5 separate regions of the Homo sapiens genome follow, and regions 1, 2, 3 and 4 are each linked to region 5. The links are chromatin loops, found by intact Hi-C in ENCODE. Cell type or tissue: heart left ventricle. All regions are shown on one strand.

What was found. Hi-C counts contacts between places; a loop is a spot of excess contacts. Peaks named below come from ENCODE experiments on the same cell type or tissue, not always from the same donor. Only the 100,000 strongest peaks of a DNase experiment are listed, where the experiment ranks them.
Region 1: it touches region 5 in a loop (3-fold over the local background); 7 of 110 quality-filtered maps call a loop at or near these places.
Region 2: a loop joins it to region 5, with 1.9 times the contacts of the local background. A loop is called at or near these places in 7 of 110 quality-filtered maps.
Region 3: it touches region 5 in a loop (15-fold over the local background); 21 of 110 quality-filtered maps call a loop at or near these places.
Region 4: it touches region 5 in a loop (1.9-fold over the local background); 3 of 110 quality-filtered maps call a loop at or near these places.

The regions. Positions count from the first base shown.
Region 1 is chr6:134,511,043-134,516,042 of GRCh38, reverse strand. No RefSeq gene overlaps it. Among named protein-coding and RNA genes, the nearest start is that of LINC03002, 26 kb to the left of the region's middle. In heart left ventricle, no CTCF peak of the experiment used is centred here; a DNase peak (open chromatin) is centred at 2,922; H3K27ac peaks cover 734 bases.
Region 2 is chr6:134,238,442-134,243,441 of GRCh38, reverse strand. All of the region lies in intron 2 of SGK1 (serum/glucocorticoid regulated kinase 1), which reads left to right. Among named protein-coding and RNA genes, the nearest start is that of SGK1, 77 kb to the left of the region's middle. RefSeq lists enhancers at 2,441-2,490, 2,531-2,590. In heart left ventricle, no CTCF peak of the experiment used is centred here; a DNase peak (open chromatin) is centred at 2,541; H3K27ac peaks cover 991 bases.
Region 3 is chr6:134,176,680-134,181,679 of GRCh38, reverse strand. The region is part of intron 3 of SGK1 (serum/glucocorticoid regulated kinase 1); the gene reads left to right. Among named protein-coding and RNA genes, the nearest start is that of SLC2A12, 130 kb to the right of the region's middle. In heart left ventricle, CTCF peaks have their summits at 2,835 and 3,035; a DNase peak (open chromatin) is centred at 3,269; H3K4me3 peaks cover 1,858 bases; H3K27ac peaks cover 2,685 bases.
Region 4 is chr6:134,480,839-134,485,838 of GRCh38, reverse strand. The region is part of intron 2 of LINC01010 (long intergenic non-protein coding RNA 1010); the gene reads right to left. Among named protein-coding and RNA genes, the nearest start is that of CT69, 4.4 kb to the right of the region's middle. In heart left ventricle, no CTCF peak of the experiment used is centred here; a DNase peak (open chromatin) is centred at 2,688; H3K27ac peaks cover 1,138 bases.
Region 5 is chr6:134,339,772-134,344,771 of GRCh38, reverse strand. All of the region lies in intron 1 of LOC105378009 (a long non-coding RNA gene), which reads left to right. Among named protein-coding and RNA genes, the nearest start is that of SGK1, 24 kb to the right of the region's middle. In heart left ventricle, no CTCF peak of the experiment used is centred here; DNase peaks (open chromatin) are centred at 1,581 and 2,361; H3K4me3 peaks cover 381 bases; H3K27ac peaks cover 2,896 bases.

The DNA of each region.
Region 1 (5,000 bases), 170 kb before region 5:
CCCAGTCTTCTCACATTATAAATTAGTAAATTGATGTTTGGAGATACTAATAATTCACTCAAAATAGGCATTTTGAGCCTTGACTTTTATCCTGTACTACAAAATGATTTTGAACCTGCATTTTTTGTCTTTGCAATTTGTACTACTTCAGTCAATTAACTTAATTAACTAGTATCTATTTAACTATTTAAACATTATGAAAGTGCCTGAAGTAAAACCAATAGTCTCTCTTTCACCTTCCAACTGTATAGCCTCTTTCTCCTAGGCGACTACTGTTAACAATGTTTTTCAATCATCCATATATAAACATATGAAAATGCATTTAACTGCTATGAGTCCAAACTTTGATAAGGAAAAAATAAAATTTAATTCTTCTTTAACTCAAATTAATATCTAGTTGGAGGCTCCATGTCATTAGTTAAGTGAAGACTCAATCTTAGTTAATTTGGAATACCCTCCCTTTCCCTGTAGCTGTACCTCATTTCAGAGGGGTTAACGTAATGCCAAGAATTTGGTGTGTGTTGGGGGCTGGGGGTTCAGCATGGGAAGCATGTAGACCTTGGTAGCCATAGTGATATTGAGACATGTTCCCTCCTATCTGGGCCTTGGCCACTGGTCCCCACAAATGTCATGGCCCATGCTGCCAGATGCTGTGAGGTCTGGTGGTTTATGTGCCATGCTTGGGCCATGGCAATCTCTGCCAGGCTCACCATATGGCCTGGCTCACCACAGCCATTCCTCTGTGGCAGCTTCCCTGGCCTCCACCTGGAAATGGAGGTCCAGCTCTCTGGTTTTATTTATTTTTATTTTTATTTTTTTGAGACAGTCTCTTTCTGTCACCTAGATTGTTTGTCATCCTCTATTCTTGATATTACAACACAAATGCAGTGGCACAATCTCAGCTCACTGAAAGTTCTGCCTCCAAGGTTCAAGTGATTTTCATGCCTCAGCCTCCCAGGTAGCTGGGACCACAGGCGTGCACCACCATGCCTGGCTAGTCTGTGCATTTTTAGTAGAGAAGGGGCTTCATCATGTTGGCAGGCTGGTCTCAAACTTCTGACTTCAGGTGATCCGCCTGCCTCAGCCTCCCAAAGTGCTGGGATTGCAGGCATGATCCACCGCATCCAGCGAACATATTTTTTCTTAACACCCCCTCACTCCTACTCACACACACAGGTTTTGGGTTACTATAAATAACACCATAAATGTCTTCTCAAACATCTTTTCTTATGTTTATTGCACCTTTACATTTCCTCTGCTGCGAATTGCCTCTTCCCGTTTGTCGTTTTCTAATTAATGTGTAAGAGCTCTTTGTGTATTAGAAATATTAAGCCATTGTCCTATATGTGTTGTAAATATTTTCTCTTAGAAGCTCATTTGTTCTCTGCTTTATACTACACAGAAATTATACATTTTTATTGAACTGACTCTGCCTTTATTTCCTTTATAAGCTACACAGTACTCTATACTATGAATAGTTTCTTTAAAATGTATTCAGTTATTTACCTAACTAAGCTCCCTATCTTGCTATAGAAAGCTTTTCTCATTCCACAGCTATAAAATGTTTTCTAAATTTTTTAAAAATATATTCTATAGTTTTCCTTATTTCATATTTGGCTCCTTAATATTCAGGAATTTATTTTGGGCTATGTTACAAGATGGGAGTTGAAGGCTATTTTCTTGCATATACATAGTCAATTATCCAACCCCATTATTATATGTATTTTGTATTATATGCAAAATGAATATTATACACCTTTTCCCAAATGATTTCTGCTCTCAGATATAGTCAGACCTACTTCTGGATTCTATTGTTTTCCATTGATCTATCTGTTTTTCTATCAGTACCATTCTGCTTTGATTGCAGTAGCTTTATAGTAAGTTTTGATATCTGTTAAGGGAATTACACCTCCTTTTCCATTTCTGAAACAGGACTATAAAGCTCACGAGACACCTTTCTTCTCTAGATATTTCTAATTTTCCACTAGGCCAGGGTGCTGCCTTCTTATAAGCTGATTTTCTTATGAATTAAGAAGCATTACAATTTTTTAAGTAAATGAAGCTTTTCATGTCTGAGAAGTTATACAAGCTGACATCCTTCAAATTTTGTCAAATAATATTATTAATGAGTTGGCCATAATTTTGGATTCGAATTAGCATTTTCTTCAACTTTAGTCATTGTCTGAACAATAGGAAAATCAGAAAATTAAGGGAGAAAGCACAGTAAATTTTATGATTAATGAAGATCACTATTTTGCTTGAATAGAAATAATTTGGTTTAACAATAATTTAATGCAATTTTGTAATCTTAATGCTCAAGTAGCTGGTCTTCTAGTGCTGTGTTTTTCTTTGGTGGGGGTCCCCTGTCCCCCATCTTTATTTCTAATTTGCATCTAGCTTTAATTTTTAAGGGTTATAAAGGTTTAGACAGCATCGTATTTTTTTATTCCAAGCTTCATTATGGATGTGAAAAGAGCTGAAGTTTATTATTTGTTTAATGCCAAGATACTAACTAATTTTCCACTAAACTCCATGGACAATTTGGTTCTTATGCTTTTTGACTAATTTATCTTTGTTTGTAAATGCAGCTATGTAGAAAGACTTCTCTGGATAAAATATTAATCAATCTAAATAGAACCATTCGGCATATAGTATATTACTCAATTTATAATCTGGAATTAGCACCACAATGATTCATGCACTGTAATATCCACTACTGTACTCCCTCCTACACACTGAAAAGCTTTATATTTTGGGAAGAATTTGCCTTAATAACCACCACAGTGGGATTTTGCCCTCATTTCCTGTGTATTTATTCTGGGTGGTGTTTGCAAGATGATGAGGATCTATTTTGGTGGGGTTCTTTTCCTCGAGGAGGAAGTAAGAGCACTGCGCCTGTCTCCAGCTCCATGACTGCTAGACAGATCAGACTGGGGCTCTGCCAGCCAGGCTCCAGGAAGGCTTCTCCCTTCTGATGGAACAACCAAACAATTGTTACTATTTACATGGCCCAAATGGAGAAGTATTCTTAGAACAATAAGAAAAGGGAAAGTCAGCCACCAGCAGGAAAGAAGGCCTTTAAGCAACATCAAACTCAGAATGTGACTGTCCTTTCAATGTAAACAGTTTGCACAGCACTTCTCTAAATAACAATACAAGGAGTGCTGGCCATGTGCAGGGCCCCTACATACACTATTATTTCTAATTCCATAACAGCCGGAGCAGATGTGTATTAACCCAATTGGACATCCGTGAAGACACCAAGGCCCAGAGAGATCATAAGAACCTATAGAAGTTTCCATGACTGGTGGATGTGACAGTCAAGCCGCAGTTTGTATAATACACAGCCATAATCTTATCTACCACTTTTAAAAATTAAACATAGATGAAATGTTTACAGTTCTTTGTGAGTGAATCTATAATTTTGCTTAAAAAAAGCACAAGGCAGTGCTGAGGGCTCCATTAACAGTTTGAAATATATTCTTTGTCTTCTGAGTTTCTCTGAATATTACAGAGGCAATGGGAACTTGAGGGAAATTTGCTCACTGCTGTGTGTGACAGCATACCAGCTTCCTTTATCACATAAAAAAGGATTCCCCTGGATCTCGCTCATTCTGCAAACAATGCACAGGGCGAACTCTTATTCTGCTTACAGTAACTTTAAATTTTGAAGGCAAGTGTGTAAATTAAGGATCTAAGCCAGGTGTGATGGAGCGCACCTGTGGTCCCCACTACTCAGAAAGCTGAGGTGGGAGGATCATCTGAGCCGGGGAGGTCTAGGCTGCAGTGAGCTGTGATTGCACCACTGCACTCCAGCCTGGGTGACAGAGCAAGACCCTGTTTAAACAAAAAAAAAAAAGAAAAAGAGGAAGAAGAAGAAGAAGGCGATTAAACATCTACATTAACATGATCATCATACTAAGTTTCAGTAGAGCTTGGGTTATCCACTGCATGAGCATGAGTGTGACGTGCGATGTATGCATCTGAAAAATCATTCTCTATCACTAAATATTTGGTCTCTTTTCCATTAGCATTTAACTTTTCATTGATTGGTTCTATTAAATGCTAGATCAATGAAGCAATTCTTTACCTTAATTGCATGTCATTTAAAATAGGTGAGAGAAGAAAATAATGACTCTACAAGTGAGATGTCCATTGGATTGGTTTTGAATATGTAATCATGTATGAGAACAAGTCAATAATTATTGACTTAAGGACTATAATGGACCATGAAAAGTTACTAGTTTTCTAGTTGTTTCTAGGTGTGATGATGCAAATAATTTTTTAGTTTTCTATTAACTTTTTCTTAGGTTTTCCAGGGCCCAGCCTGGGCCTACTCTATGCTTAGGTAGAGTATAGAGTACTATACTAAGGTACACTAAGATGTTTATTATTTGAAGCTCTCCTTCTCACTGCCCAGCATGCCAATCTCATTTCAAGGTTTCCTGTTGTCAGGTTCTCCTGTATTGGCCTGCCACCAGCCACAGGAATATCCAGCATGCACACAAGAGAGGACCTCATGCTCCCACGAGCTTCTGTTGATAACACTTTCATAGATAGGGTCACAATTCATTAGTTTCCATCACAGAAAGCAGGATTCTGGGCAAATCAGTCAGAAGACAAGTATGCTGTAAAGTTAGGATGACAAGAGTGGGGGTCTGGCATCTGGAACTCTGTTCAGGGCACCCAACATGAGGAAGATGAATTAGAATGGAAGAAGAATGCTATGAACTACATTGTGTTATCCCCTCCCCCAAAAATTAATATGCTGAATCTCTTCCACTCAATGTGATTGTGTCTGGAGATGGAGTCTCTGGGGAGGTTAGGTTTAGATGAGATCTTGAGGGCCCTCGTGATGGATTAGTGGTTATAGGAAGAGACACCAGAGAGCCTGCTTCCTCTCTCTTGCGGTCATGTGAGGACACAGCAAGAAATTGGCTGTCTGAAAGCCAGGAAGAGAGCCCTCACTGGGGAACTGAATCAGATGGCACCTTGACCTT
Region 2 (5,000 bases), 100 kb after region 5:
ACCGAGATCGTGCCATTGCACTCCAGCCTGGGCAACAAGAGGGAAACTCCATCTAAAACAAATAATAATAAATAAATAGATAAATAAATAAAAAATAAATACAACTGGAATTTACAATGAAAATGTTTCCAAAGGACATAATGAATTGTCCCCATTATACTTTCACCATTTATGTTTAATATACTTCCATCTCAGACAATTTAGAAATAAAACTGAACCATCAGTATATTAAAGATGGAATATATTTTTTATTTTCTTATTAATTCATTATCATTGATTCTATATTTTCTATAACCAAAGGCATAAGCTAAATAGGTAAAAGTATTGACAAAATTTTAAAGTATTTTTATTTGGAAGACATGAGAATCATTCTAAGATGTGTTTTGGGTGTTTTGTTTGTTTTTTAACCATTAGTTGAAATATCTATTTTTATTTTCTTATTAATTCATTATCATTGATTCTATATTTTCTATAACCAAAGGCATAAGCTAAATAGGTAAAAGTATTGACAACATTTTAAAGTATTTTTATTTGGAAGACATGAGAATCATTCTAAGATGTGTTTTGGGTGTTTTGTTTGTTTTTTAACCATTAGTTGAAATATCTATTCAGATTGTCAGTACAATCTAGTTCACACTCAAGGACAGATTACTGTTTTGAAAATTTAAAAAATTCTAGGATGGGCACAGTGGCTCACGCCTGTAATCCCAACACTTGGGGAAGCCAAGGAGGGAGGATTGTTTGAGGCCAGGAGTTCGAGACCAGCCTGGGCAACATAGCAAGACCCCATTTCTAAAAAAAAAAAAAATTAAATTTAAATTAAAAAAATTTAAAATTCTAAATGTCTGAAGGACTATAAAGCAACTGTGGGTAAATTTCCCATGTTCAAAACAGCTCTGCTACTGGCCCAAGTTGCCCATTTCCCTCACTCTTATTCCTAATTCTTTTTTTTTTTTGAGACGGAGTCTCACTCTGTTGCCCAAGCTGGAGTGCAATGGCGCGATCTCAGCTCGCTGCAACCTCCGCCTCCCAGGTTCAAGCGATTCTCCTTCCTGAACCTCCCGAGTAGCTGGGATTACAGGCACGTGCCACCACACTTGGCTAATTTTTTGTTTTTTAGTAGAGACAGGGTTTTGCCACGTTGGCCAGGCTGGTCTCGAACTCCTGACCTCAGGTGATCTGCCCACCTTGGCCTCCCAAAGTGCTGGGATTACAGGCGTGAGCCACCGCGCCCAGCCTTATTCCTAATTTCAAAATTCCTAGTTGCTCCCTTTCTTCCCTCTGCGGTTCATGAGCACCAGCACGTTGGTCATTGCTTCCACTTGCTCAATCCCTTCATGCAGTTTTAACCTCACTTGTCTCTGGCCTATCTTGTTTCTCACTTAGCCACATTAATCCCTTCTCTCCCTTTCCTCTGGGACTCCTGACAGTAAACACCATTCGGTCATTAAGCTTTCCTCAAAATCCTCCCTCTGCCCTCCCATCTTGTGACACAGGATTGTAACTTCATATAATAAAACAAGGCTGGGCACGGTGGCTCATGCCTGTAATCCCAGCACTTTGGGAGGCCGAGGTGGGCGGATCACGAGGTCAGGAGATCGAGACCATCCTGGCTAACGCGGTGAAACGCCGTCTCTACTAAAAATACAAAAAATTAGCCGGGTGTGGTGGCGGGCGCCTGTAGTCCCAGCTACTCGGGAGGCTGAGGCAGGAGAATGGCCTGAACCCGGGAGGCGGAGCTTGCAGCGAGCCGAGATTGTCCCACTGCACTCCAGCCTGGGTGACAGAGCGAGACTCCATCTCAAAAAATAAATAAATAAATAAACAAGTTTGTTGGCTACATGTGATTTCAATCTAGGAAGACAGACTTCGTAGAGCCTGCATTTGGGTGTGCACTCTTACAAATTCCGAGGAGGGAGAGGCTCAGCATTCCCCAGATAGATCAGACCAAAAGCATCTTTGGGCTGGGCAGGGTGGTTCACACCAGCATTTTGGGAGGCCGAGGTGGCAGGATCACCTGAGGCCTAGAGTTTGAGACCAGCCTGGAAAACAAAGCGAGACTCCATCTCTAAAAAGAAAAAAACATCTTCAGAGCCTGGGTCCATTGACCCACACCTGCAATCCCAGCACTTTGGGAGGCCAAGGCAGCAGATCACTTGAGCTCAGGAGTTCAAGAGAAGCCTGGGCAACATGGTGAAACCCTATCTCTACAGAAAATATAAAAAATAGCCGGATGTGGTAGTGGATGCCTGTAGTCCCAGCTACTCAGGAGGCTTAGGTGGTCGAATTGCTTGAGCCAGGGAGTCTGAGACTGCAGTGAGCCGAGATCATGCCACTGCACTCCAGTCTGAGTGACAGAACTGGACCCTGTCTCAAAAAAAAAAAAAAAAAAAGAAAAAAAGAAAAGAAACATCTTCAGGAAAGTGCTGCCTTAATTGAGATTTGATTTTCTACTAAAGATGAAACATTTTCTCTGATGCCCTCAAGCAGAAAGGGCTTCTTCTCCAGTCTTGTCTGGCTCAGAGCCAAGAGTTCGGCGGGCACTAACTTGACTTTCAAGAACTTCGCCAACTTTGCTCAACCACACCCACCCTTCCTCTGCCCTCACTGTCATCATCTACTAACCTCGAAGACACTTCCTTTAATCTTGGTGCCTGATGTAATCGTTTTTCTCTCTACTTGTTCACAAACAACCATTCTGGGGAATTTCAATATTTGTTCTCATTATTCAGCTAACAAGAATAACAGTACTAGGAATAATGACAACTAATATATCATTTTTGAATGTCTACTGTGCACCAATAAGTATCTTCAGCACTTGACATGCATTATCTCATTTAATTTCCACAACTACTGTATGTAAGAGATAGCATTATTTCCAATTTGCTGATGAGGAAAATACATTATTTAACAAGTCCAGGAATATACAGGATATTCAGCGGCAGAGCCAGGATTCCGAACAATATTTAACTGGCCAAAATGCCTTTCCCTACATTATATTTTTAGACTCTTTCACTATACATCTCTAGCTCCATTCCTCCATAAATCTACTGACATGGTTATTTATTGGATCTTACAATTATCCTAAATTCCTCCTCCTGTAGGTGTTTAAACTCTCCAGTTCCCTCTTTTTTTTTTTTTTTTTTTTTTGAGATGGAGTCTCACTCTGTCGCCCAGGCTGGAGTGCAGTGGCGTGATCTCAGCTCACTGCAATCTCTGCCTCCCAGGTTCAAGCGATTCTCCTGCCTCAGCCTCCCCAGTAGCTGGGACTATAGGCGTCGGTCACCATCCCTGTCTAATTTTGGTATTTTTGGTAAAGACAGGGTTTCACCATGTTGGCCAGGCTGGTCTTGAACTCCTGGCCTCAAGTGATCCGCACATCATGGCCCCCCAACGTGCTGGGATTACAGGCGTGAGCCACTGCGCCTGGCCTGCAGTTCCCTCCTGACTAGGGCTTTCTGTGCCCTGATGTCCTCGCTTCCCATCCCTGTCATGCTCTCCTCCCTCTCATGACCTTCAATCATTTCTCTTATCCACTGCCTCACCATCATGGTCTGCTGAAGCTGCATGTCTGCCTTCATCTACTTGAGAGTCCTGCAGTGTGTTTAATGTGGGGCAGACCCAACATGCTGTGCATAATTTGCAGATAGGTTAGAGCAAAGATAACACTGGCTTAATTTGCTTGCAAGATGATAAGACACATTTACAAATGAGAGGTCATCTTTGAGTGCAACCTTGTCCCCTCAATGATCCAATGCCATCAAGCAACATGCAGGGGCCACCTTCAAATGTCTGCTGTCATCCCTTGTTCTTTGGTCATCCATTCTTTTGGCGCTACAGTATTTTCTGTAAAATCACAAGCTGATGGGATGTTAGAACTAAAAAGGGCCGTAAAATGTGCGTAGCCCAATCTCTTAATTTTACAGATAAAGAATTGAGACCTAGAAGAGCCCATAGGCTGATACTATCTACATCAGTTGCTGAAAGGTTAGACAGAGGTAGCAGAATTTGCTGACGCCCTTTCAAAAAGGGATTTATTTCACAAATATATCTCTGACTGCGTCTTATCTGCCAGGTTGTCATGGTTTTAGATCCAGGTCAGCTAGTGAGCACTTTGTGCACATAATGGATTTCTCTTGATCACTCACCAGTTGAGAAGGTGGTGTATTATCAGAGGGAAGTGGGGCCAGCTGCTTTTCATAGCAGCACAATGAGGTTCTTTCTGTTGGGTGGGACACTTTGTCCAGACTTCCTTTGCACCAGATGGCTGTCCTTCAAATGCCCAAAAGCTCCTGGGATCATTAGGATTCCAGATGTGCTTGCTACTGTTGGTCTGAGGTAATGTGACAGCAGCTCTCTTCTTGCCAAGTATGCGTTCAGCTGTTAGACTGTTCTGAAATGCTGTTTAGCATGCTTCTAATATATTTGACCATTTTCATCTTCAATTCTGATTCACAAAATAGGCATTATGAAGTATTTTAGAATATTTACAGTTTAATAGTTAAACCCTACGATATGGATAGTGTGTTCTGAAAAATAGATTGGTGGCCGTCTGAGACGATCTAATTCTCAAGTCCCACAGTTCATGGCATCTCCTTTCTTAATACTTTGAACTTGTTCTGAATCCGATTATACTCTCCATTTTGCAGAGTAACTCATTTTCTGTTAGTCGGTAGAATGCACTTTGATATTAGGAAAAAATTGTTTTTACTTTAATGTGTTCCACATTGGAGACCCTTATTAAGGCTGGTATGCCTTATTTCCCAGTTGTACTAATTAAAAGCACTAATTATTTCCATGCTTGTATGTTGGAACCATCTTTTGATGCATGAAAGTTTCGAGAGAATTAAAAAAAAAAACACTGACTTTGGGAATCATGTGAGAGAATTAATATTCTTTAGTTCCAATTAAAAAAAGTTTTATGTCAGTTCATTAGACTTTAGCCCCTACTTCTTTGATTTCAAGTCTGTCCTGAATTTCTGCCATGTGGAGAGCAGTTG
Region 3 (5,000 bases), 160 kb after region 5:
AGATTGATTATAGGCTCAGAAATGGGAGAGACTTGGGCCGGGCATGGTGGCTTATGCCTGTAATCCCAGCACTTTGGGAGGCTGAGGCAGGTGGATCACTTGAGGTCAGGAATCCGAGACCAGTCTGATCAACATGGTGAATCCCCATCTCTACTAAAAGTACTCAAATTAACTGGGAGTAGTGGCACGTGCCTGTAATCCCAGCTACTCAGGAGGCTGAGGCGGGAGAATTGCTTGAACCAGGGAAGCAGAGGGTGCAGTGAGCTGAGATCACGCCACTGCACTCCAGTCTGGGCGACAGAGTAAGACTCCTCCGTCTCAAAAAAAGAAAAAGAAAGAAAGAAAACAAACGGGAGAGACTTGGAGAGAGATTTATACTGAGCAAATCAAAGCTTTCAGGTTTCACTTTAGTTTGACAAAAGATGTCCACCAGAAATCCAGACTCCTTATTTACTATTGGCCCTTTGTAAATAAAGTGGGGGTGAAAGAGAGCCCTTTATATTGCCTTCGTGTCAGTTACACCTTTAATATGTGTGTCTTAGGAAGGATTCTGGCTGCTGGACTTGTGGGGGAAGTAGATGCCCACGTAGTTTTACCTTGGAGAGAATGGAGAGGAGGCCGACCAGGCCAGATATTGCGGGAGGCCTCTCACCCCAAAGCTCTCAGACCTGTTTCTTGTTTGAATGCTTGACATTTTATCATTGCAAATTAAATTTTTTGAGTTGACAAGTGGCCTTTTAAAATGCAAATGCCTAACAGTAAAGGCATGCCAAAAATATAAGGCCAGAGTCCTTTTTTTTTTTTTTTTGAGATAGGATCTCACTTTGTTGCCCCGGCGAGAGTGCAGTGGCAAGATCTTGGCTCACTGAAACCTCCAACACCCTGGGCTCAAGCGATTCTCCCACCTTAGCCTCCCATGTAGCTGGGACTACAGGCGTGCCACCATGTATGGATAATTTTTGTATTTTTTGTAGAGACAGGGTCTCACTATGTTGCCCAGGCTGGTCTCAAACTCCTGAGCTCAAGTGATCCTCCTGCTTCAACCTCCCAAAGTGCTGGGATTAGAGGTGTGAGCCCCTGCACCTGGCCACCACAGTCCTCTTGAGTTTACCAATAGTATTAAATATTGACTTACAAATTTTTCCAATTTACTCTTCTGTCCAGACCAATGTATCATTTTTCATAATCTTATGTAAAGTTCTGTGGACACCATTTTCCAGGTCAATCCTGAGAACCAAAAATAAAGTTGTCACATACATACAATTCCTTACCTATCATATTGCATTCTAGCTGATGTTTTGTTTTTTTAATCATTGATTGGATTATACTAAATCAGACATTGACAACATTGCCAAGATGGAGATGGGTAAGTTTTCAGCCTGAGAAAGATCTGTTTGTTTCTTGCTATGTAGATTCTCATTCCTCAGGTGAGGCGCAGTGGCTTATACTTATAATCCCAGCACTTTGGGAAGCTGAGGCAGGAGGATCATTTGAGCCCAGGAGTTTGAGACCAGCCTGGGCAACACAGTGAGACCATGTGTCTACAAAAGATAAAAACATTAACCAGGCATGGTGGCATGTGCCTGTGGTCCCAGCTACTCAGGAGTCCGAGGTGGGAGGATTACTTGAACCCAGGAGGTTGAGGCTGCAGTGAGCTGTGACTGTACCACTGTACTCTAGCCTGGACAACAGAGTGAAACTCTATGTCAAAAACAAAAACAAACAAACAAAAAAAGCTTCTCATTCCTCCCATGTCAAGTATTCCCACTGGCTTCTCTTTAATTTATCCCCTGAATGACATAAAAAATTTACTACCAAATCTTGTTCCTACCCTCCCGTCAATTTTCCTATGGGCTCACTTTTTAGAAGGAATGGGTGTAGAATATTATCACCTCTGTCTTGGAAAAAATATAAACCCTGCGATAAATGAAATAATTAGTTTTGTGGGTTTTAATAACTTTTAACACTATGATTAGAGATAGTGTTCTCTTAGTTATCTACTGTATCACATCTTTTTGCATGTCAAATTTGACAATTATGAATATGGAAGGTAATAATTACTATACAACCTGTGTCTATAAATAGACATTTAAATAACCACCATTGCCAGTGACTTGTCTATAATAGCTATAATGAATAAACTCATTTGTCATCATCATTTTCTGTAAAAAAAAAAAAAAAAAAAGACATGCCTTTGCTGACAACCTTCAACAAAAACTGATCCATTCAGTTTCTCTCTAGAGTAATAATTATGTTTTCTATAATTATAATAATTATGTTTTCTGGTATTTCTATGAGCTTTTTTGAGGGTGTTCCAGGGAAAGGTTTCTGTGAGCATCAAACAATGAATCAAAAAGTATGGGAACTTAAACTCTTCATAGGATTGTTCTAAAATTGATGGTACTTTGAACAATATGAAACAATTATATTGCCTTGTTATCAATGGAAGATAACATACCCGGGGAATCATGACAATTACAGCTGATACATTTAAGAAGTGTCTTAAGAGTGAATATGGTTAAGTCCTTATAAAAAATATTTTTCAAAATATTTTCTCTAATATGTTGAGAAATATCAATAATTTATAAGCCTTTTAAAATTAAATGGAAAAAGTCATATCTTTGTGAAGCTCTCAGGTTTTAGCATTTATAGTCCATCAGACTATAGAGTGACAAATAAAGAAATAAAAAAATAAAATAGAAGAGTGAAAAAATTTTTTCTGAAGCATTAAAATGCACATGCACTGGGAAACGTTTAGTTTCAGTGCAAACTTTTCATCCTGGTCAGTCATTCCTACTTGAGGGTTTTGACTGCAGTTTTCCCAGCACCGAGACATAAATGTGAGACAATTCGCTTGGAGGAGTGGGGAGGTAATTAGCCTATCTCCTATCAAGCCGTCTATATTTTCTATGACTGCACAAGGTGTTGTAGAGAAATTCCCTGGACCAATAGAACCTCAGGAGACAAGTGGGGGAAGCCGCGTATACGCGTATATGGAGCAAGTTCTCCCAGAGAACTCGATCGCCCTCTAGGTTGCATTTACAAACAGTTCGGGAGGCTACTCGGACCACTTCGCCACCAGGGAGTATGAGGAAAGGGGCCGGATTCCTCCCAGTAGGAGGACTATCTGGACCAAAGAAAGAGGCTGGCGACAGGAAGGAAGAACAGATCAAGAGTTTGAATAGCAGCTACAGGGCAACCTAATGCCTGTGCAGTGTTAACAGGCGCGCGTCACACACAGCTCCCCCGTCTCCCCCTCCCCTCAAGCACCCCTCCGCCGTGTGTCACCTTCCTGTTCGGAAGTCTTAGTAGGTTGCTGGGACAGAACAGGGGGCGCCTGCTCCACCCATCACGTATCCGGTTGGAAGAAAAGCCAGTCTCAACAACTTGATTCTCTCGGTTAAATGATAAGTTTAGCCGACCATCCGTCTCCAAGTGCTGAACATTAGGGTAGGGGAGGAAGGAGCACATCAGACGTTCCCTTTCTTTTCCAACCACAAATCATACGGTTGCATCTATTCTCTATTCCGCGTAGAACCCTCCGACCTGAATGCCACGTTCCTCCCGGAATGCATGCCACAGAGCCTCTGAGAAAATAAATCCTGTGCATGTGTTTTGAATTTTTTCCGGACTGATTTGTGAGGATAATCAGTTAAGTTACATTTCTTGTGTGCGTGCTGGGGGTGTAATAAAGCTAGGACACTGATGACTGTAATTTTCTGAGTGATGTCGCAATGGGGAGAATAAATGGCCCAGTGTTGAACTTTGCAGCTTGCTCCCTTCCTGTACTTAAATTGCCTTGATATAAAGTGGGGTTCATAACAGAACAGGGATAGCCGTCTCTGGCTCGTGCTCTCATGTCATCTCAGAGTTCCAGCTTATCAGAGGCATGTAGCAGGGAGGCTTATTCCAGCCATAACTGGGCTCTACCTCCAGCCTCCAGAAGTAATCCCCAACCTGCATATCCTTGGGCAACCCGAAGAATGAAAGAAGAAGCTATAAAACCCCCTTTGAAAGGTTCGTACTTACCGTACTATATTTTGCAGATGCCTCAAAGGATTTGGGGTTACTTGGCATGGGGAAGGCACATAAGGTGGGGTGTAGGAGAGGGTCTCTGGTTGTAGGTTTCTTAATTTAATGTTTGAAAACAAACATGCAAAAGTCTGTGTGCAGGTTGATGTTTCTGGGCAGCCTGAGCAAAATTTGCTCTCTCAAGAGGGAAAGGAACCAGGTGGGAGCAGAGCTAGGCTGGGCTAGGCTAGTTGAATGGTGGGACATGACATACGGGTGGCACTGGCAATAACAAAGTCACATTCTATGAAGATTCCCTGCAAGAGGAAGCAGACATGGGCCAGTTACTGTGATTTGAAATTGCCTAAACATTGCTTTAGGTTGGCATGTCAATTTCAGGTACTAGTGTTTTTTTTGTTTTTGTTTTTGTTTTGTTTTTGTTTGTTTGTTTGTTTTGAGACGGAGTCTCGCTCTGTTGCCAGGCTGGAGTGCAGTGGCGTGATCTCGGCTCACTGCAACCTCCGCCTCCCGGGTTCAAGCGATTCTCCTGCCTCAGCCTCCCGAGTAACTGGGACTACAGGCGCACGCCACCACGCCTGGCTAATTTTTCTATTTTCAGTAGAGACGGGGTTTCACCATGTTAGCCAGGATGGTCTCGATCTCTTGACCTCGTGATCCGCCCGCCTTGGCCTCCCAAAGTGCTGGGATTACAGGCGTGAGCCACTGCGCCCGGCCCCAGTAAATGCTTTTTATAAGTGTGGGCACTGAGCAAACTTTCCCAGCCAGACTCCAGGAGAGAGAATGTGTTTCCCTTCTCTCGGTTTGGGGCTGTTGCAACAAAGCAAACCAAGGAGTTGAGACTAGAGCTCACTTTAGGGCAAGTGGGGGTGGTTTTGCCTGCAAAACAAACCCCTGCCCAAGACCAAGGAAAAGGCGTTTCACATGCTATTCCTGGTTTGACAGCTGGTATTTCGGGACTGTGCCAGATC
Region 4 (5,000 bases), 140 kb before region 5:
TGTACCTAAGAAAAACTTTAAAATACTGTTGAAGGAGAAGAAAAGTATACTTAGACAAATGAAACAATGTATCTCATGTTTCTTAATGCAAAGACTCAACATCATTACAATGTTCATTCTACTTAATGAAGCTAACAAAATCCAAGCAAGAATAGCCAACAAACCTTGAAAATCTCCAGATATTGCATATAAGACTTCATTGATTAAAACACTTTAATATTGACCTATGAATGGAGACACCAGTGGACAGAGTAGAAATTCCAAAAACAGGGACAAACACATGTAGGAAATTGAACTGGAAAAGATGGCATCTCAAATCATCTTTAATAAATTGCATGAAGACAATTGAGTAAAAGGCAATGCTGGATCCATAGTTCATAACATACATCACGATAAATACCAAATGGATAAAAAATTTAAATGGAAAAAATAAAATCAAATAAATATTTAAGAAAATATAGATACATTTTATTATAGAACTACAGTTGGGAAGATCTATCTACCTATCATTCCACTTTCAAAACCTAAAGAGAAAATAATGATTAAATCAAATGCATAAAAAGAAAAACCTTAAACATGGCAAACAACAACAACAAAAACACAAACACAGACAAAATCCAAAGACAAAAGAAAAACTAGTCAAAACATTGCAATTTGTAAACAAACGCTGATCTCCTAAGTACCTAATAGCTCCCAGAAATCAAGATTTTTAAAACCTACAGTAATAGGAATGGGGAAAGGACATGACACAAAAGTTCACAAATGGCCCTTAAAGGTATGACAATATTCTGTTTTACTCATGATAAGAAATCAGGCTGGCATGGTGGCTCACCCCTATAATCCCAGCACTTTGGGAGGCTGAGGTGGGCGGATCATTTGAGGCCGGGAGTTCGAGACCAGACAGGCCAGCATGGTGAAACCCCATCTCTACTAAAAATACAAAAATTAGCTGGCCATGGTGGCACACATACAAGGCCTGTAATCTCAGCTACTGGGGAGGCTGAGGCATGAGAATCATTTGAACCTGGGAGGTTGAGTTTGCAGTGAGCCAAGACAGTGCCACTGCACTCCAGCCTGGGCAACAGAGAGAGACCCTGTCTCAAAAAAAAAAAAAAGAAAAAAAGAAAAAAGAAAAAAGAAAAAAAAAGAAATCAAATATTAAAACCACACTAAGAAAACACTTGTCATCTGCTGGATTGGCAAAATCCAGAAGTGTGATACACTTCCTTGGGCAAGGCTGTGTAGGAACAGGTACCCTCAAACATTTATTGGTGGGGGAATAAAATGCTACAACGTTCCAGGAAGAGAGACTGGCAATAGCTATCAACATTACAGATGCATTTACCCTTTAATCCCCCAACATCATGTCTCAGTATCTAGCCATTAGTTACACCTGTACACATAAAAAATAGCACATGAAAAAGGATGCTTCTGGCAGCATTGTTTGCAATAAAAGAGACTGAAAACTACTCAAGAGTCCAACAACTAGGAGACTGGTTGCATAAAATCTAATACATTCAGGTATTAGAATAATCTGCAGCTGTCAAAAAGAGTGAGAAGGATGTCACATATGGACATGGAGAAAGCTCTATGATATATTAAGTGAAAAGAAAGGCAAGGTGTGGAACAGAAAAACCATATCTTTTGTATAAGAGAGAAATAGAAGAATATTCATATGTGTATAACAAAATAGTGTAAAGATAAACAGAAACTCAAATAATAATGTAGAGTGGGCAAAGGAGGAATTTGGTGGATAGAACAGAGAAGGGCAAAATGTCCCAGTGTACCTTCTTAGACAGATTTTTATTTTTATTATTTTTTTTTAGAGTCTTGCTCTGTTGCCCAGACTAGAGTGCAGTGGCATGATTTCAGCTCACTGCAACCTCCACCTCCAGGGTTCAAACGACTCTCCTGTCTCAGCCTCCCGAGTAGCTTAGACTATAGGTGCATGCCACCACAGCCAGCTAATTTTTGTATTTTTAGTAGAGATGGGGTTTCATTATGTTGGCCAGGCTGGTCTTGAACTCATGACCTTAAGTGATCCTCCTGCCTCGGCCTCCCAAAGTGCTGAGATTACAGGCGTGAGCCACCACGCCCGGCCTTAGAGAGTTTTGATTTTTCTTTTTTTCTTTTTTTTTTTAAGACAGAGTCTTACTCTGTTACCCAGGTTGGAGTACAGTGGTGCAATCTCAGCCCACTGCAACCTCCACTTCCTGGGTTCAAGTGATTCTCTTGCCTCAGCCTACTGTGTAGCTGGGATTACAGGTGTGCACCACCATGCCACCATGCCACCATGCCCAGCTAATTTTTGTATTTTTAGTAGCAGAGACAGGGTTTTCCCATGTTAATCAGGCTGGTCTCCAACTCCTGACCTCAGGTGATCTGTCCACCTTGGCCTCCCAAAGTGTTGGGATTACAGGCGTGAGCCACTGCACCTGGCCAGTTTTGAGTTTTGAGCCATGTTCAAAAAATTTTTTTGAAGGGAAAATAAGATATGGGAAATTTTCCAAGAATGTTGTTATTTAGTAAAATAACGCATGGCTTCTGTCTTGCTAGTTGTGGTCTTGGGGGTGGTCACATGTGGGAGAGACTTATCTGGCCAGGAAGACGGGGCAGAGTATAGGGCGTCAGTGCTCACAGAGGCGGCAGCCAGGCCTTAAGCCATCCAGAACGGTCAGGACATTAGCACAGTTTATCTTGGCCCCACGCACGGCCTGATTCCACTCATTGTCTTGGCTCCCTGTGGTAGCTAGCAGGTCATGGGGCTGCCTTGGGAAAAAAAAGTAATGGGCTATCCAGGCAGGTTCCACTCCCCGTAATCTGTCCCTGAGGAAGGTCCCGAGAAACATTAGCAAGACTTTTCTTTGAAATGCCTTTCTATAATTACTTTTTCTGTCTCAGGAAGACAGTTTCATTGCACCTAATCTAAATTTAGGTTTCCTGATTCCATTCCATTCCTCATGGAAACAGTTTGGACGATCCAAATAACGACCGCCTTCACTGATGTTTTAAGGAGGTGAAATTCATACATGATTCCCCTCACCAGAGCTTAAGCTAGCTAAGGGTGAACAGCCTCGAGTGTTTCCCCTGGTAGCCCTGGGGAAACTGGAGCTGTGGACTTGTTCACACTGTTGCTCAAGTTTCCTGACCTTCTGGGGCAATGAGACAAAAAAAAAAAAAAATGACTAGTTCTAGCATTGTCCTTTTAGCTTTGCCTCTAGCATCCTTTAAAAGACCATATTCTCCACAATTCACAGAAATGGAGGACAGCATTAATGTTGACAAAAAGTACAGGTAACTGTCCCAGGGCCCCGACAGATGCCCCTAGGGCCAGATGAAAGTGCTATCTGCCTTAATTCAAACTGTGCAGCGGGGAGATCAAAGACTGAAGGACAGTCACCCCACATTCTGTCCTCTCAGGAATATGCAGCAAACAGTAATGAAAATATATGCCTAACCCAGGTGTATAAGATCCCTCTGCCTTCCAGCTGGCGTGTCCTCTAACTCCTTGCTACTGAAAGCATGGTCTATACATAGACCCTAGGATCAGCCGCACCAGGGAGCTTGTTAAAAATGCAGAGTGTCAGGCCCTACCCCAGATATGCTGAACCAGAATCTGCATTTTAACAAGATCCCCAGGTGACTCACAATCACATTCAAGTTCACAGAAAGCTGCTCTGACCTGTGGGTGCAGGCAGAATGTTACGTCATTCTGGTCTGTGCTCTTCCTTTTACCTGCCCTTCTCTCACGATTGAAACATCTTCCAGGTACGGAGTCTTAGTCCACCCTATAGGTGCATGGGAACCACGGAAGCAAAGGGGTGGGAAGAATCTCCCTTTCCTGGCCATCCTCTCCTCTCCATGTCCACAAAGCAAAACCACCAGTCAGCAGCTCAAAGCAACTATCCCTATTTTGGAAACTGGGGACACGTTTAGGAGCACTTCCTAAACTAGGAGAGGGTAAGTTAAAGCTCTCACCCATTTGAACTCTACCCATCTCAAGATTCCTCTTCTACAGTTCCATCCACCTCCCAGGCATGGGGGCGGCCTTCCTCCCCCCACTCAAAAAGAGCTCTGACGTCTCACTCTTCCTACCATCCTCCCTTCACCCTTGCAATGAGCCATATCTGTGAATTTCTTTCTCAAGTTCTAGGTTTCAGTTAGGCAGGGACTGGTGCTGGTGACTCTAGGGCCCCTTGTTGGTGGTGGAGATGGCACTTCCTGATCTGATTTGCTGCTCAACTTTCGCACCAGTGTGAGTTGCAGATGGATGAGTTCTTCTAACTGGGGGACTTATTAAAATAGTTTCTCATGGAGAGGCAGTTCAGTGTAGTGGATAGAGCAGAGTATGGAGCCAGAATCCTTGAATCAAATCCCAAATCGACCTACAATAGCACCAGGTAGGCACTGGATAAGTATCTGCTATCCTTATATAGGTGCAAATAATGTCTGGAAATATTTCAGAATGCTGCAGGCTTGTGAATTGAAAGAGCAATTTGAAGTGATTATCTGAGAGCTTCATACAGGCTCACTGCAGGGAAAAGTAACATTTATGCTTAGGAGCCCCAAGACCATTTGCAATAGGTAGAGAGGAATCAATGTTTCTTGTTGCTTCTTCCTCAAACTTCATCTCCTGACTTCACAGGTAGGCTTATCACTCCCAGCTTGAATTGCTTATGGACATTGTTTCCCGTTGCTTCTATTCTGTTGTTTTACTTGTCTATCCCAGTGCTCTTTTCCTATTGCAGAAGTTTGTCTAGTGGGCACCTTTACTAACCTCCTTCTTAAAAATGATGTTGGAATACAGAAGTTAACATGAAATAATTTCCACATAATTGTATAACTATAAGGAGTAGAACTCAGGAATCAGAGGAGCTATATACAGATAGACAGGGAATTTCTTTTTTTAAAGGTACACTAATTGTAATACGATCTTTTTTTAATTCAGGAGTACTTAGAATAGATTTCAGCAAATTTGGATCTTTGAGAACAATACTCCT
Region 5 (5,000 bases):
TGAGGCGAGCAGATAGCTTGAGCCTGGCAGTTCAAGACCAGCCTGAGCAACATGGCAAAACCCTGTCTCTACCAAAAAAAAAAAAAAAAAAAATACAAAAATTAGCCTGGTGTGGTGATGCACACCTGTGGTCCTAACTACTCCGGAGGCCAAAGTGGGAGTATCACTTGAGCACTGGAGACAGAGGTTGTAGTGAGCCAGATTGCACCACTGCACTCCAGCCTGGGTGACAGAATGAGACCTTGTCTCAAAAATTGAAAAAAGAAATGTGGAGCTGGAATTTGGAGAAGAAAGGTTAGTAGTTGGCCAAGCACAGTGGCTAATGCCTGTAATCCCAGCACTTTAGGAAGCTGAGGCAGGAGGATCACCTGAGGCCAAGAGTTTGAGACAAGCCTGGGCAACACAGCGAGACCCTACAAAAAATTTGAAAAATTAGCCAGGTGTGTTGGTGTGCACCTGTAGTCCTAGTTGCTCAGGAGCCCAGCAGGTCAAGACTGCAGTGGGCCATAATTTCACCACTACACTCCAGCCTGAGTGACAGTGCCCAAGACCCCATCCCTCATAAAAGAAATAAAAATTAAAAATTAAAATTAAATTTAAAGGCTGGGTGCTGTGGCTCACGTCTATAATCCCAGCCCTTTGGGAGGCCGAGGTGGGCGGATCATTTAAGGTCAGGAGTTCAAGACCAGCCTGGCCAACATGGTGAAACCCTGTCTCTACTAAAAATACAAAAAAATGAGCCAGACACGGTGGCACGTGCCTGTAATCCCAGCTACTTGGGAGGCTGAGGCAGGAGAATCGTTTGAACCCAGAAGGTGGAGGTTGCAGTGAGCAGAGATCGCACCGCTGCACTCCAGCCTGGGTAACAGAGTGAGACCCTGTCTCTAAATAAATAAATAAATAAATACATTTTCTTAAAAGGGAAAAAAAATATTTTTAAACTCTTTAATGAACAGTTACTAGCAAACATTGTATGTAAGCAATGTTTGCAAGCAGAAGCTACCATTTGTCAGCTATTAAGGTCAATGCAACCTTCCTAGGTGTTGGCCTTTCTGACATTCACTCCTTTACACTTAAGGGTGTAATGGGCTTTATCTCAATAATCCCTAGATCCTCTGAGGACAGGGCTATGTTCATTTTTAAATTTTTTTATGTTTATTTTTATAATTTTTTAAATTTTGAGATGGGAGTCTTGCTACGTTGCCCAGGCTGGTCTCGAACTCCTGGCCTGAAGTGATCTGTCCTCTTTGGCCTCCCAAAGTGCTGGGATTACAGGCATGAGCCACCATGCCCAGCCAACGGATGAGGCTATGTTCAAAGTCACTCTCTCAGCCTTTTCTGACCACCAATAGACCCAAAGTCCACATTTCTTAGCACGGCATAGATGCCTTCTGGGGCCTAATTTTGCCTACCTTTCTCTCCCAGCTCGTCTTCCTCCATAGTCTGCCTCAGACTTTCCTTGTGTATTTATTTGCAGGCATAATGTCATTTCACGTCTCTGTGACGTTGCCCTTCCTATTCACCCAACCACAGAACTCTTCCCCACCCTTCCGTCAATTTTGCTTGCCAACTCCCATTCATCCTCTGAGACTCAACCCAAGCCCCAGGGCAGGCTTCTCTGAACGTCCAGATTTGGAAGCTCCTCTCTGGTTCCCACTGCCTCTGCTTTCTCATCAGCACAACATTCATGTGTTGAAAACATTTATTTGCTACGCCCCACCTACTCCATCCTGAACCACTCTCTAAGCTTTTAGAGGACAGGATCCATGTCTTCATCTCATTAATGCCAAGCACAGTGCCTGTTACTATTCAATAAATGCTTGCTCAAATATATTATTTTGGTATTATCTAGCCCTGCTTGACTACCAGCAGACACACTTTCAATAAGTAACTGATGATTAATTTACTAAGAGATCATAATAAAAAAGTTTTTGCCAAATGCTCTTTATTTTAAGTGCGTTCAATAAATTTGCACAGATTGGAAAAAGGAAATGTCTTGGCTTAAAAAATTTTCTCTATGATGTGCACTGGTCTTTCATTTTGAATGCCGTTTTCGCAGACAGCAGGCCTGATATGGAATACCTGGGCGAAGGGCACGCTTTCCAGGCATTGCACTACAAATCCTAACTTCTTTCTCACGTATGCGAATGTGTGGCAAGTATGTATGTTGATAATTCCTAAGAAGTCTGTATTCTATTTTAATCAAACTGAATAGGAGTAGTCCTTTGTTAAAATGAATGAAATCTGCAGTTAGGCACTGGAATTCATTTCCAAGGGAGGGGTTCTCCAAGAAGCCTTGCTCCAACTCCACCCTGGCGCCTGCCCTAAGAGCGCCTGCCCAAGGCCAATGTGTCCACACCCCGGCCAGGAAAGGGTTGGGTCCCCTTCAAGGTTCAGCTGCAGCCCCTGGGGACAGGAGGCTACGACACCATTGGGCTAGTCCCAGGCTCTCTGCACAGCTTGAGGTTGGGTTTCTGGATCTCTGACGTTTTCAAACCTGGCACACTCTCCACATCCCCTGTAAACCGTAATACTACTATTTAGTGAGCTGTGATCAGACAGTTGCTGCACATTTGCATAATACCTACCCTCCTTGCACAGGTGGAGTAACTGAAACAATTTTTGAAATGATTTTCCCAAAGATGGTGCGTAGCCATCCTGGGGTAACACCCGGAGGAGCTGATTCCAGACCTGCACAGGTGATGAGCGATGTATTAAAGCTGTGCTAATCATTATAGATTTTAAGTTTTTCACATATATCACCTCGTTTTATACCCACCAAACCCCTATTAAGAAAAAGGTGTCCTCCTCTTACTGATGAGCAAATTGAGACAGAGAGACAAAGTGAAGGCTGGAGAGGGGCATGGCCAGTAACCATGTAGTGGGGTGGGGACAGAAACCCATGTCTTGTCTTGATTCAGAACTCTGTCTACCCCTTCTCTCTCTCTCTGTCTCTCTCACTCTCTCTCTCTCTCTCGCTCTCTCTCACGCACACGTGCAGACACACACATAGAAATGCTTCGCTCCTGGGGAAAAAGGGAAGGGACAGGTAGGAAGAGAATCTGTGAAGAACCAGAAGTGTGATTTACATAAGACAAGTTTTTCATAAATATGCCAGGCACCATAAGAAATAAATTATAAAATCAGGCCGGATGCAGCAGCTCATGCCTGTAATCCCAGCACTTTGAGAGGTCAAGGTGCGCAGATCAATTGAGGCCAGGAGTTTGAGACCAGCCTGGCCAACATGGTGAAACCCTGTCTCTGCTAAAAATACAAAAATCAGGCCGGGCTTGGTGGCTCATGCCTGTAATCCCAGCTACTCAGCAGGCTGAGGCAGGAGAATTACTTGAACCTGGGTGGCAGAGGTTGCAGTGAGCTGAAATGGTGCCACTGCACTCCAGCCTGTGGGACAGAGTGCGACTCTGTCTCAAAAAAGAAAAGAAAATAAAGAAATTATAAAATCACTCACTGATATTTGCATTACCAACTGAAGAGTCTGATAGGCCCCTAAGTTGGCTCACCGTAAAGATGGCTGAGTTTTCCCTTCGTTTCTATCCTAGTTTGCTCTGAAGTACAGACTACAAATATGATAAGACAAATGTGTTTGCAATTTTAAGCCATGCACAATGGTTTGCACCCGTAATCCCAGCTACGTGGGGGTCCAGGAGTTCCAGGCTATGTGAGCTATGATCCTGCCACTGCACTCCAGCCTGGGTGACAGAGCAAGACCCTGTCTCTTAATAAATAAAATAAAATATGTTTGCAATTTTAGCTCCATGAATAAAAGCATTCAAACTGAATTCTCCACTAACACCAGAAATTTGGCCTTAAATGAAGACTTACTGTCTCTTGCTGTGAAGTATGATATAATGTCTTAGATATATGAAGATCTCAAATGTCCACTTAGTTGAAGGCCCAACCGTTATTGTACTGTAGTAATAAGAGTGAGGCTGAGGAAAGAGTTTGAAGATAGCTCTTGTGAAATGAGCTACTGGTCTCATGAGACCTTTGCAGGAAGTGAAGTTCATAAGGAATGACTAAACCCTGCATAGAAAATGTTACCTTCATCCATGAAACAACATGGTTGGTTCTTATCACTCGCCCTAATGTGATAGCTGTTCATCCTGGATTAACATCACGTTGATTAATGGTGCCAGTTAAAAGTCAAGGCATGCTGAGTGTTGACCCCATGGAAGAATGCAAAGCTATGTATATTTAATAAGGGGCATTAGAAAGGGCGCAGGACACTGAAAAGAGTTTTCTTGACACTCTTGGTAATTAAGGATTTACATCAGCAGGAGGTCAAGTCATGACAATTTCAGTCTTAATTTGTCAATAGGCAATCACAAATTGTAGTCACTGACTGCTTCACCACCAACTTCCTAGGTGGCAGTTGGCACATCCCTTTTCAGTATTAGAGAAACTGCCAATCAGGCTGGAATGACGTAGTACTCTATTTTCAAAGAAGAACATAATACATAGAAAAAAATTAGGTCAATATTTAGCTTCAGCATCTTCTGGCAGAAAATAATCTTAAACATAGAGGGGATGTATATTTACCTTAACCAAAGGCTCGTCATGTGTCATTTGCTGTTACAAATCGATCAGCCTTTATGTGCCATAAAGTAGCTCAGGGTCTTTGTCCCTGCCATCACCCTGTGGGAGCTTTTCCCCAGTTATCCACATGGCTCATGCCATGGTCCTTCAGGCCTTCACTCAAAGTCATCTTTCCAGAGGAGCCTTCTCTCCACCAACTGTAGCACTACCCATGCTGCTTTCTCATTTTCTTTTCTCCATAACCTACTCTGCTTATTTTGTTTCTTATCTTGCTCTCCTCACTAAACCATAAGCACCACGAGAGCAGGGATTTTTATCTTTGTTCCCCACTACTAAATTTCTGCTCATAGATGAATTCCTAATACATAGTTAGTCATTCAGTAAATATGTGTTGGACAGATGGATGGATGGATGGATGGATGGATGGATGGATGGATGGATGG